Regions from separate parts of the Homo sapiens genome. Here regions 1, 3 and 4 are each linked to region 2. Evidence: chromatin contacts called from ENCODE Hi-C data. All regions are on one chromosome and are shown on one strand. Each heading gives the region's core, a stretch centred on a gene start or an enhancer-like site at or near the end of the contact. The rest is flanking DNA. Distances are from core to core; before and after follow the strand shown. Region 1 holds the start of DLEU2 (deleted in lymphocytic leukemia 2). Region 2 holds the start of NUDT15 (nudix hydrolase 15). Region 3 holds the start of TPT1-AS1 (TPT1 antisense RNA 1). Region 4 overlaps RNASEH2B-AS1 (RNASEH2B antisense RNA 1).

Region 1 (3,103 bases), core at 515-3,014, 2.1 Mb after region 2:
CAGGCTCTAACTGCCAAATCTTTTTCAGAAGTCTTTCAGTTGTTGCCTCCAAACGGAGCTCTTTGCAGTCCTCGGGCGGACGAATGGACGGATTCGAGCGAAGCTTATTTCCCTTCTCCTAACGCATCTACCTATAAATAGCGCTCACCGCGCTGAGTCACCAAAACCCCGAGTTTCCCCAAATAGCGCGTAACGACTGCTGGGATCGCGTCCCTCGGGGCTCTGTGACAGACTCCAACCACACACCCGCTGGGCTGGACTGCGGGCCCACACGGCCCAGCGGGTCTCTCACCACCCGGCGCCCCAGGGACGCGGGCGAGGCCGCGGTGTCCGGACCGAGTCGACAGCGTCGGACTTCCCGCGCGCGGACGGCGCTCTGGGGAAGGAGGAGCCGGCGGGCGGCTGGACCTGGCCTTGACTGCGCGGGGTCCGCCCCCGCCCCCTCGGGAGCGCAGAGTTGCGGGGGGCCGGCACCAGCCTCCGCCCTGCGCCGCCCGCTCACACAATGGGACGCGTCGGGAGGGGGCGGCCGCGGCTCCCATTCCGGTCCCAGGGCGGGGACTCCGGGCGGCGGGAGAAGCAGTCGGGCTGGGGCCAGAAGGAAAACCCCTCTCTCCCTCTGCCCACTCAAACTGCGAAAGGGCTCCAGCCGGCGGTGCCAGGGGCTGGGGAGCAGCTGGGGAGGGAGCGGAAGTGCCACCCCCTGCAGTCAAGGGTGGTGACGTCACCCCTGCAGCCAGCCTGTAGCGGGGGTGTCTGTACATCACATGACCCGGCCCCCCTCTCCCCGCCGAAGCCCGCGCGCGCGCTCTCTCCCCCAGCCCCGACTCCCACCTCTCCCCCGCCCCCTCTCCCCAACTTTCGCCCTCCCCGCTCCGGCACCGCTGTCAACAGCGCCAGCTCCGCCCCCTCCCCGCGCCCTGTGGAACCGCCACGGCGGCGCGGCGGGCGCTCGCGCTCAGGTCCGAGGCTCCGAGAAGCGAGCGTGCCCCGGTTCCACCCTGCCCCCCAGCTCAGTGCTTGCTGGCTGCGTGGGCACCAGAGCCAGGGGGCACGGCGGCGTGCAGCGACAGCGCTTCTCTGCTCCATCCTCCCACAGCAGTTAGAGGACGAAGCTGAGGCGCCGGGTCCGAGCTCGGAGGGAGCGAGGCGCATGCAGCGGCCTCCGGGCCCTGACGCGTAGCCTCCGGGGGTCGGCCCACGGGCGAGAGAAGCAGCCGGGAGCCCCTCCTCGACCCCAGCAAGGCGGCCCGCGCCTCCGCTCTCCCTACCGCCCGGGTGGCGCACGCCAGTCCTCCGTCTTTGGCTGCGGCGCAGGCACCGGCCATACGACGAGGGGCCAGGCGGGGACCGCCTCCTTGAGCCCCCTCGGCCACCCCTGCCGTGTGGACTGCTGGGGTTGCAGATTTGCTGGCTGTTGCTGCAGCGCCTCGTTCTATTTTTCCTCTCAGTTCCCTTCTAAAAGTGGAGGCTCGGGGGAGGAAAAAGAAAGCCCACAGTGTTGAAAGGGGCGGTACGGACTGACCTGTCAACGGCGGAGGAGGAAGACCCCCGTTCGGGGCGAGCTCTCGAGCCCGCGCAGGGATCGGAGCTCTGGGCTCGCGCGGAAAGGCACGGCGGCAGCTGTGCCTCAGCCAGGTGTCCCCCCTCGGCGGGGCCCGCGCCGCCGCGCCCGCCCCCTCCCCCGGCGCAGCGCTCCCCGCCCCATCGCCGGGGACCAGGGAACCCCCCGGCTCGATTTTTTGTGCAGTTTCAGCAAAGCTCCGAGGAAGTTGGTCCTTTTGTTCCACTATTTATAGATTGCGTCAACATTGCGAAAAGGAGAAGGCGGAGCGGTGGCCCCTCCCCCTCCCCTCCCCCCGCCGGCTCCTGGGAGAGAAAAGCCCCAGCACACGACCTAAGTACACAGCGCGCCAGCCGCCCGCCCGCGGCCTTCTGCTCCCCGCTTCTTCCCCCTCCCAGCCGGGGCCCGAACGCTGCCAACCCCGTCACGTGCCCGCCCGGGAAAACCAGCTCCCCGGGGCTCCGCGCCGCCCGCCAGGCTTCGTGGCGGCGGCGGCGGCAGCGGCCTCACCCAGCTCGTGGGCTCGGGCCGCGGCTCAGGCGTCACGCATAGCGTGGGCACCCACGCCCTCGCCACCCGACGAGGATCTCGGGCTCCGCGACCTGTGGGAGTGCTGCGGGGCGTCCCGCACTTCCGCCCTCTCTCGTCTCCGGCTCCCCAGTCGCCGCCCCGCTCGCCGAGTGTGCGCGCATTCGGGCCTCGCCTCGGAGCCGGGAGGCTGTCCTGTCCCCAGGCCCCTCGCGCGGCCGCTCTTCCAGGCATTGCGGTGCTAGCCCCCTCTCCCGCGCACGACTGGGGAGGGCAGAGGTGTGAGGGATGCGGGGGTGGCTCGCAGCCGTTCGCGGGCAGGCGGGCGGAGCGCGGGAAGCGCGGTGCGGGCGTTCCATGGCGCACCCAGACGCTCTCCCTCCTCCGCAGGTGCAGCGGGGCGTTGCGCGAGCTCGAGTCCCCCTTCCCGGACAGCTAGGGAGAAGGGAGTTTGCAGACCGGAGCTACAGTTGGAAGAATATAGTTTTTGAGAAGTTACTGGAAGTTAGATGTGAGACAAAAACAGACGAACTTTCCTTCAAAGCCTTATGACGAAATGATAGGCCTTGCCATACCCTTGAAATGAAACTGAGCTCCCTACCGGCCTAAAGCCGCTGTTCCTGAGCTTCATGTAAACAAGGAGGGCGGTAAACACCAGAGGAAGGCCTTACAACAATACCAAGTGCAAGTAGCTCATTTGAGTGTTATTTATCTTAGCAGCTTCCCTGAGTGATTTATGTATATTGCAGTTTAACTTTACAGGGTGGGAATAAAATAATTTGGCTTCTCAGCTCACTGGCGGAAGAAACTAGAGCTGAGCTGGGACGAGGGCAAGAAGCGCGTCGCACCTTTCCTGGCAGCTGAACAGTGTGATGAACAGTCTGGAAGGGTTATGTTATTACTTAAGGGGTTTGGGGAAACCGTTCCCGCGCACAGACCCTCATTCGGGCCAACTGCAGGCCGTGGGGGACTCTTCAAGGACTCGCGCAACCCGAGCCGAGCTTCCTGGCT
Region 2 (2,873 bases), core at 255-2,754:
AGGGCCTACCCTAGTGGCTTCATTTTAACTTGATCCTGTCTCCAAATGCTGAGGTACTGGGGGATAGGACTTCGACATAGGAATTTTGAGGGGACACAATTCAGCTCAAAACAGTCATTAAATATGATGTTAGCTGTAGGTCTTTGTAGATGCCATATATCATGTTAAAGTTTCATTTTATTTCTAGTTTGCTCAGAGATTTTGTGGAGTTTTTTTAATCACAACTGAGTATCGGATTTTATTAATTTTTTTCTGCATCTATTGAGATGATTATATGTATTTCCTTTCTCCCTCTGTTAATATGCTGAATTACATTGGCTTTTCAAATATTAAGCCAACCTAGTATTTCTGGGATTAATCTCATTGTTCAATATATTATCCTTTTTATATACTACCATTTTTTGAGAAGATATTGTAAGTACCTTTGTAATGAATGTGAATGTTGATAGTGAGGAGAGATGCTGTGAAAAGCTTAATACCCATTTAGTATAACATGGAGAGTAAGCATATTACTTAGAAATAAGTAGGCAAATATCAGAAATACAGTTCAAAGAGTTAAAAGTGATTGTTTCTGAAAGTAGGAGGGTCAGGTTGCTCTTGTTGCGGTTTTTGCACCATTTTACTTCTTAAAATTATAGCTATAGGTCAGGCGCAGTGGTTCACGCCTGTTATCCCAGCACTCTGGTAGGCCCAAGTGGAAGGACTGCTTGAGGACAGGAGTTGGAGATCAGCCTCGACAAAAGACCGACAGCCCACCTCCACAAAAAAAAAAAAAAGAAAGAAAATTAGCTAGCTTGGTGAAAATTAAAATAAAATAAAATTACCAGTATGTGCACATTACTTTGGTAGAAGTAAAAATAATGAGAAAGAGAGAAAACCCTCCCAGTAACTAGTCATTTGTTTTTATGATTCAGCTGGTTTGTATTTTGCATGGTGCATGGTGTGCAAACATCTGAAAATGTCTGTTTTCCACTGTTTGTAACTAACTCTTCCCAGCATGATTTATCAATTAGCCTTTATTTCCTCCCATGACTTATGAATATACCTTAAGCATAGTTGTTTATAATGGGATGTTTCTAAACGACCTATCCTTATCCTGGTACCACGCTGATTTGAGCTACAGGGCAAATGGGTGCACCATGGTGGGCGAGGTCATTCACGGAAAAAAGAATGTGCAGTGGTGCCGAGGTTGGTAAGAGCAGGCGGCTTGTACATGTAAATGCATGGTTTGCAGGAATCTGGGAGTGGATAGGCTGACGGGTGATGAATATTCAAAGCACAACTGTAAGCGACTTTAGTTACAGCGAAACTCTAAGGCACGCTGCCCTTCGGAAGGAAACACGGCATTCCCCAACCTGATAGCCCTCCGCGACGCATTACGCACCGCGGACAGCTGGAGAGGCCGAGGCGCTCTCGCTTTGATTTCGGCGCCTCCGCCCTCGCGGGGAGAGATTGGCTGCGGCCGCGGGACGGGGTAGTGAGCGCGTCACTTCCTGCCGCTGCCAGGCGCGTCCTCCCGCGCGCTATGACGGCCAGCGCACAGCCGCGCGGGCGGCGGCCAGGAGTCGGAGTCGGAGTCGTGGTGACCAGCTGCAAGCATCCGCGTTGCGTCCTCCTGGGGAAGAGGAAAGGCTCGGTTGGAGCTGGCAGTTTCCAACTCCCTGGAGGTCATCTGGAGTTCGGGTGAGCAGCCGCGGACGCGAGGAAACCGGGGCGTGCGCAGAGGGACGAACTCACGCCGTGCTTGCTTCCGTGTGCCGTGCGTGAGAACGTCCGCGCTGACGCTGCGTCCTTTCTTGCGCGTTCCCTCGGTTCCTCCCCTCGACTTCTGGGCGACGTAGGATCGCGCCCAGGAGGGGGCGCTGTGCTGGGTCAGGCGAGGTCTTTGCTAGCTGGGTCTTTCCGGCTGCGCCCCTGCTGGGTGGTGGTTGGGAGTTCGTCTGTGAGGTGTGTTTCTCACAGCTTACACACAAAAGGAGGAAAGCAGGTGTGTGTAAACCTCCAGCAGCCCGATATTGTCAGCTAAGACATTGCACCGTTTCCATGTGATTGATTGATTGATCGATTGATTGATTTGAGACTGTGTCTCGCTCTGTAGCCCAGGCCAGAGTGCAGTGGTGCTATCTCCAGTCACTGCAACCTCCGCCTCCTGGGTTCAAGCGATTTTTGTGTCTCAGCCTCCTGGTAGCTGGGATTACAGGCGCCCGCTACCACGCCGTGCTAATTTTTGTATTTTTAGTAGAGACGGGGTTTCGCCATGTTGGCCAGGCTGGTCTCGAACTCCTGACCTCAGGTGATCCACCCGTGAGGTCAATGACCATAGCCAACATTGAGCTCTAATGGGCTTTTTGTTAAAGGCTGGATAATATGCCAAGCTCTTTGCATGTATACTTTCATTTGATCTTTACATAACTGGCATACTCAGTGGGCTAAATTTGATGGGAGAACAAACAGGAAATGGTTTTATTTTCTCCTTCCACTGCCTTCAAACATGATTTTTTCTTTCCCTCTTCAGTGACGTTTCCTGCAAATTCTATAGTTTTCTTGTCACTTGGTTATAAAAATAAATCACATTTGGGTCAGTATGATTCACTTCCAAGCATTTAAAAGTCCAATCCAATTTAAACCTTCAGTGTCACTTCCAGTTTCTAATCCCTCCCCTGCAGTGCATAAAGGAGGTGTGAGCCATTGTTCTGCTTTTCTGTATCCTCCTCCTCTTCTCACCTGGCTGTCTCTGAGTTTCCTTCTTTCTCCAGTGTGTTGGAGGAGGAGAGAGAGCAAGCCATTCAGGTGACTGATGCTGCTCTGATCCATCCATTGGTGTCCTCTGGGCATGATATCCACATGTGTGCTTTCTCAGGGTATGTTTGTCA
Region 3 (2,995 bases), core at 175-2,674, 2.7 Mb before region 2:
ACCTCAAAAGTTAGCCAATCTTTAAATCCTGTAAGATTCTAGACATCAGCTAGGTACTGCCAGTATCACTTACGATTTCATGTAATCTTTGATGTACTTCTTGTAGGCTTCTTTTGTGAAACTTGTTTCCTGCAGGTGATGGTTCATGACAATATCGACACCAGTGATTACTGTGCTTTCGGTACCTTCGCCCTCGGGGCCTTCAGCGGAGGCATTTCCACCAATGAGCGAGTCATCAATGTTACCTTCTGTCCTACTGACCATCTGCATTAAGAAAAAGCAGTATAATTGCAAAAGACACAAACGCATCCAAAGCACCTTCCACGCCAATAGTTCACGGATAAGAAGTATTCTTAGTTCTTGCTGAAAATAAAAAAAGCACCATTTTGGGAATAAAGTTGTGACCCGTGGATTTCTCAAAACGACCTAACTTAAAAGAGTTGTCTGTTGGCCGGAACAAAAAATGGGGTCATTAAAAAGTTGTTTCCAGTTGCGGGCATGTGATGCCTCCGGTTGGTAAGTGGGGACAGGACAAACACGAAAGGACTCCAGGCTCCTAAGCCGGAAGCATCATGTCCCGGACAACCCCGGGAGGAGGATGGGCGCCGAGGCGGCGGGCCTATTTCCAGGATCAGCTCCGCCTCCAGTTTTCTAGAAAAACCCAAGCCCGGAAAGAGCGTCTCCTCCGCCAGGAGGCGGCGGGGAGGATTGCACAACCTCAGGCGGGGGAGCGGAGGAAACCCGAGCCCGCTCGGCCCGGACTCCCCCACGCGCAGGCCCGACCGACTCACCTTCCCCTCCACCTCCAGGCACAACCCGTCCGCGATCTCCCGGATCTTGTAGATGTCGGAGAACATCTCATCGTCTGCCGGATACACAGAGCCGCCCATCACCGTGCGCCTGGCGCCGCCATTTCCCGCATTTCCCGCGCCGGCGGCCGCACGCGGGATCTGCCCCTCCGTAGCACACCAGAGCTGGGCGCGAGCCCCGGGCACCGACCCCTCCGCGCTCGGCTAAGACCGCCGGCGTCCCCTAGGCCCGCGACGGCTGCGCCTTCCCCGCCCCCACCCGCACCCCAGACCCCCGTGTGCGGCAGTAAGGATAGTGCAGTGAGGACTCACGGCTGATGAGGTCCCGGTAGATAATCATGATGGCGACTGAAGGGAGACGACGACGGCGCTAGCTTAGCACGAGCCTGAAACTCGGAGCGAGCGCGGTGCAGCCGGAGCGGCGCTCGGGGGGAGGGGGGAGCGGGCGGAAAAGGCCGACTCAGCCGCTCCCCAACCTCATATAGAGGGCACGTCCCTCTACGTCATCGCCCGCTGCGCCTCCGGAAGCGACGCAGGCGGTGACGTGGCACGAAGAGCCGCGCGGGGGCGGGGCCACAGCGGGGGCGAGTCGGGGAGGTGAGCATCCGGGGACTTGAGGCGGAGACACAAGGCTCCGTTCCACTGGGCACGCCAGCGGGTAGGGGTGGGGGCGGGGAGGTGCGCGCGCAGCGTGGGAGGAGGCCAACTCTCGGGGCGCTCCCTAGCCCTGGGTGGGTGGAGCGGGGGAAGCGGAGTACGTTGGACCCGGCTCCGCCCTACCCCACGGGGCCGCCTGGAGAGGTGCTGGGAGCTGGGTGGAGCTTAGAGGAATTAAACTTTGGCCCTGCGCCTCGTCCAGCCTAGGTTCCACCCTTTTCTGGGAACGTGAGTATCAACCAAGGTAGGAGAACGTCGCATTTAGGGAGGGTCAGGCCCTCTGGCCTGGGGTAGATCTCGGGACTGCCCGAGGGCCTCTGACAACTTTTCAGCATCTGCCCCAGGGCTGCCCCAGCTGGAGTTTTTGGGACGCTTTTGTGGGGGCACCGCTGAGTCCGGATAGTGGGACCCAAGTCGTCCTGCTCGGCCCCTGGGGAATAATCGTGTGGGGCGCAAGGTCTGTGGGAAGGGACTTGGAGAGGAGGGAAGATGTCACGGGAGTCTGCACAGGGTTTCCATGTGTTCCAATTTTGTCCCATAATTGAAAGCTTGTGGCATTCTGTGGCGGACGGCTACGGAGCTAGCTCTTCCCTTTACTATTTCGCACTTGGTCTTGGAAAAGTATGTTGTCGCTTTAAGATGAAGTTGAAATTTTATCCCTGGTGCTAGAGGGTCACACAAAGGGAGTTTCCCACCTGCCCCACCTGTTTTTTGAAGGACTTTACACCCAATTACTAAGTATTAAAACAAAACAGGTCCTGCATGGTAGCTCATGCCTGTAATCCCAGAACTTTGGGAGGCAACTACTGAAACCCTGTCTCTACACACACACACACACACACAAATTAAAAATTAATTGGGTGCGGTGGTGCCTGCCTGTAATCCCAGCTATTAGGGAGGCTGAGCTGGGAGGATCGCTTGAGCCCGGGAGTTGGAGGTTACACTGAGCTATGATTGCACCACTGCGCTCCAGCCTGAATGACAGAGCAAGACCTTGGCTCAATAGCAAAACAAAACTTCCGTATTTAGTCACATCGTCACATCTTTGGCATAAGGCAAAGATACATGCCAGTATGAAGTCTGAAAGCTTGTTCTATTTCGCAAATATTTTGTGCTTTGTATCCCTTAGAACTAGGATTTGCACCAAGATTCCAATTGTGAACAAGTTCGATCCAGTCCTACTTATAGAAGTGTTCATTCTGGTAAATCAAAGTATCAGACAATTATAATACATTAACAATTGTTCATAAATCCAATAATATAGCATTCAGCAGAGTAAGAATGCAACCCTTGGGAAAGAGCAGGACACAGGATGGCAATTGGAATGATGGAAAAGTCAAAATGCAAGAGCCAAGAAATTAACCCCTTTAAGAAGATGGGGGGACTGGGCGTGGTGGCTCACACGTGTGATCCCGACACGCGCCTGTAATCCCGGCTACTCGGGAGGCTGAGGCAGGAGGATCGCTTGAACCCGGGAAGCGGAGGTTGCAGTGAGCCGAGATCGCGCCATTGCACTCCAGCCTGAGCAA
Region 4 (2,813 bases), core at 1-2,500, 2.9 Mb after region 2:
CTCACTCTGTGAAAGAAATGAGAGTAAAGGAAGGGAAAGAAAATTAAGGAAGGCAGAAGTGAACATGGAAGAGAAAAACAATAAGAAAGAGGAAATAGAAGGGCCATGGTTTTGAAATACAACGCCTGGAAAACAGAAAATGAAAACAGAATAAAGGAATGAAATTGTAAAAGCTATGAAACAAAGTAATGAGAGAAATAAAATCTTAACTCTGAAAAAAATAGATGTGATTTATGACAAATATCAGGAAAGTGACTCAAGAGCATCCTGAAATCTCCTTGATAGTACCGAAGGGAGACCTGGGCTTCTTATGATCACTGACATCTGTAAAATAAGAATGGTAGCTGTAAATTTTGAAACGATGAAAAATAACCTTGTAGCAGGAATCAAAGGGAGAGTTTGATCTAATGTTGGCCAGAATGAGTCAAATACATTCACTTCGCTAAAGTGCTCTGCGTTGGTCAGCCGATTTTTCTTTTTTTTTTTTTTTAAAGTAAAATCTTTTTTTATTATTATTATACTTTAAGTTTTAGGGTACATGTGCACAATGTGCAGGTGAGTTACATATGTATACATGTGCCATGCTGGTGTGCTGCACCCATTAACTCGTCATTTAGCATTTTTCAGATTCTACGAGACCATTCAAATTCCAGCTCTGCTTGATATTCTCTCTCTTTGTAGTGTTGAGACAAAAGCCTTACAAATGTTTGTGTAGAGAAATCAGTGATGTTAAAAAAAGCAATCACTTGTATGAAAAATTCCAAAGACAGCACTAACATGAAATGATGAAAATGCCAAAGATATGAAAAATAAAGACAACTGTTACAAGACGTAACGGCTCTGAGTGTTTGCTTTTATGTGACAGATGTTTTTAACCAAAGCTCAACACTGGCAGTTTGAGTACACTTCTGATTTTAATTTGTGTTCTATCCCCTTTTCGTATTGATGTCTACTCACATCTGTGAAGGCTCTGTAACCTGAATTTGACAGGGGAAAGTGAACAGACTGCTTTTGGAGTGCTTCCATTAAGTCCACATAACAGACTGTTAACAAAAATCTTAAATAGCTATTCTAATCATCAACAGCAATCTTACACAAATTAAATTAGGCCCAAAGGGCCCGATTAACTTTAAAATGCCTTACAGGCATGAAACATAAATTTAACTTATTTTCCCCCTTTGGAGTAGAAAGAGAGTTGTTCAGTGTGACTCAGATGCACAGTTTAAAAAAAAAAAAAGTATGCATGCTGTGAAGACATGGAGACAGGGTTTCATTTTCTTTTTCAGGAAACCACACTTACAGGCATTGAAATTCAGTTAGGCCACAGCCATGCTCCCTGTTTACATGCAAAGTAGATGCATTAAGGTTTTCAAGGTTTTAAAGTAGATGCATTAAGGTAGAGTTTTTGCAGATGGCACAGCTACTCTAATCAGCTCAAGGAAGTCCTATTGCTAAAGAAAGGAGACATATATCAACATGCATTAACATTAAAATGATGCCTTCAGAAGAGGTAAAAGTTGAACTAGAATTTCTGTAGTTCAAACCCACCTATCAAGAAATGGGTTAGATTCATGATTTAAAATTATACCACAAATCAAAGAAAAAATACTTTTTTAAGTGTCTGCTCTTCTTTATTTTAGCCAAATCTCTAGAGGTCTGTCCAAATATATTTCTTGAATTTTCTTGAACTAGCCAGCAGGTTCATCACTTGTGGATTTGCTGTAGTCTCCAATCCTCACAAGTGTTTGATAGCTTTTCTTAGGCAACTTCCTTCCAGCTGCATGGAACATGTAATTTCGGCCCAAGTCAATAGCAGTGAATGAGAAACCCAGATGCCAGGGAAAGGCAGCCTCCCAATAGATAGAAAACACCTGAAACTGGTGATCAGCAGCTTCCGGATAAGATCTCAGGAGTTGGGCCAGTGGGTTCAAGCATGCACACTAAGAGGCAAAATGGCAGAGTTTGACTGGTATATGACCTTCTAGGAGCAATCAACTGGTAAGAGAAGAGTGCTTCAAGTAAGCATGTGTACAACTCCAGTAAACACACTGCGCATGCGGCCCCTCCCAAGCACTAGCACACAAGTGGTCAGCCCACCCCAAGGGAAGAATCAGGGGAGAGGGGACCCAAGACCCTGTAAGTATGTCAGCATATAAAACTCAAAGTCAAAAGGTCAAACTGTGTACTTGATCTCCCAAGTTGCTTGCTTGGCCCTCTTCCAAGTGTACTTTACTCCCTTTCATTCCTGCTCTAAAGCTTTTTAATACACTTTCACCACTGCTCTAAAACTTGCCTCAGTCTCTCACTCTGCCTTATGCCCCTGAGCCAAATTCTTTCTTCTGAGAAGGTAAGAATTGTTGCTGCAGACCTATACAGATTCACCGCCAGTAACACTTTCAGCTCTTACAAGACCATTATAGACACCCGTGCTTGTCAACAACCTCCTGCTCTGATAACCTCAACATAAATTTATTTCATCAAACAGCAGATGCTCTCTTGTCCCACCAGCCCAGACACCAGTGGGTGAGAGTCATGGAAGGTGTTCATTTTCTGCAAAATATTCATTAGTACTTTAGAGAACCAAAGTAATTTTCAGAAAACTACCTATTTTCCAAATACCTCAGAGGAAACTGACCATATCTGGATCACTGGTGATAGAACCTAATTAGGTGAAGCCAATGGCAGTCTTCCATCCCCTGAGATTAGTACAGGGATGGGCACCATAATCCGAGATGAAATAAGCAGAATAAAAACAAGGACTCATATTTCATGTTACATTGTATACCAGGAAGTATATATCCCCCATGGCCACT

The links. Hi-C counts contacts between places; a loop is a spot of excess contacts on that map. Pooled maps may share reads with other maps.
Region 1: a map of CD8-positive, alpha-beta T cell shows a loop between it and region 2 (8-fold over the local background). The contact joins the promoter of DLEU2 here to the promoter of NUDT15 in region 2. A Hi-C loop is called at or near these places in 2 of 168 maps with a recorded cell type or tissue (CD8-positive, alpha-beta T cell and naive thymus-derived CD4-positive, alpha-beta T cell) and 7 of 50 pooled maps.
Region 3: a loop to region 2 is called in a pooled map, with 11 times the contacts of the local background. The contact joins the promoter of TPT1-AS1 here to the promoter of NUDT15 in region 2. A Hi-C loop is called at or near these places in 12 of 50 pooled maps.
Region 4: a loop to region 2 is called in a pooled map, with 4 times the contacts of the local background. The contact joins the enhancer-like site here to the promoter of NUDT15 in region 2. A Hi-C loop is called at or near these places in 5 of 50 pooled maps.

The regions. Positions count from the first base shown.
Region 1 is chr13:50,123,777-50,126,879 of GRCh38, forward strand. It overlaps DLEU2 (deleted in lymphocytic leukemia 2), which reads right to left and starts at 1,765. Exons shown (of 14, transcript NR_152566.1): 1 at 1,526-1,765. The region is part of intron 2 of DLEU1 (deleted in lymphocytic leukemia 1); the gene reads left to right. RefSeq lists silencers at 228-737, 818-1,327, 1,648-1,857, 1,888-2,217 and an enhancer at 1,886-2,596.
Region 2 is chr13:48,036,222-48,039,094 of GRCh38, forward strand. NUDT15 (nudix hydrolase 15) reads left to right here and starts at 1,505. Exons shown (of 3, transcript NM_018283.4): 1 at 1,505-1,683. The coding sequence starts at 1,526. LOC124903172 (a long non-coding RNA gene) reads right to left here and starts at 1,771. Exons shown (of 2, transcript XR_007063788.1): 1 at 1,385-1,771. RefSeq lists enhancers at 633-1,509, 1,510-2,385, 1,552-1,791, 1,842-2,001.
Region 3 is chr13:45,339,921-45,342,915 of GRCh38, forward strand. TPT1-AS1 (TPT1 antisense RNA 1) reads left to right here and starts at 1,425. Exons shown (of 11, transcript NR_024458.1): 1 at 1,425-1,467. It overlaps TPT1 (tumor protein, translationally-controlled 1), which reads right to left and starts at 1,263. Exons shown (of 6, transcript NM_003295.4): 1 at 1,122-1,263; 2 at 792-865; 3 at 74-264. The coding sequence starts at 1,149. LOC124903169 (a long non-coding RNA gene) reads left to right here and starts at 1,514. Exons shown (of 2, transcript XR_007063781.1): 1 at 1,514-1,710. RefSeq lists enhancers at 333-1,122, 2,702-2,995 and silencers at 1,020-1,089, 1,170-1,279, 1,440-1,639.
Region 4 is chr13:50,892,446-50,895,258 of GRCh38, forward strand. The region is part of intron 1 of RNASEH2B-AS1 (RNASEH2B antisense RNA 1); the gene reads right to left. Among named protein-coding and RNA genes, the nearest start is that of RNASEH2B, 16 kb to the right of the region's middle. RefSeq lists enhancers at 1,131-1,670, 1,141-1,290. Within about 2 kb of position 1,251, at least 8 of the 41 ENCODE cell types and tissues checked have a DNase peak (open chromatin) inside an H3K27ac peak, as active enhancers do.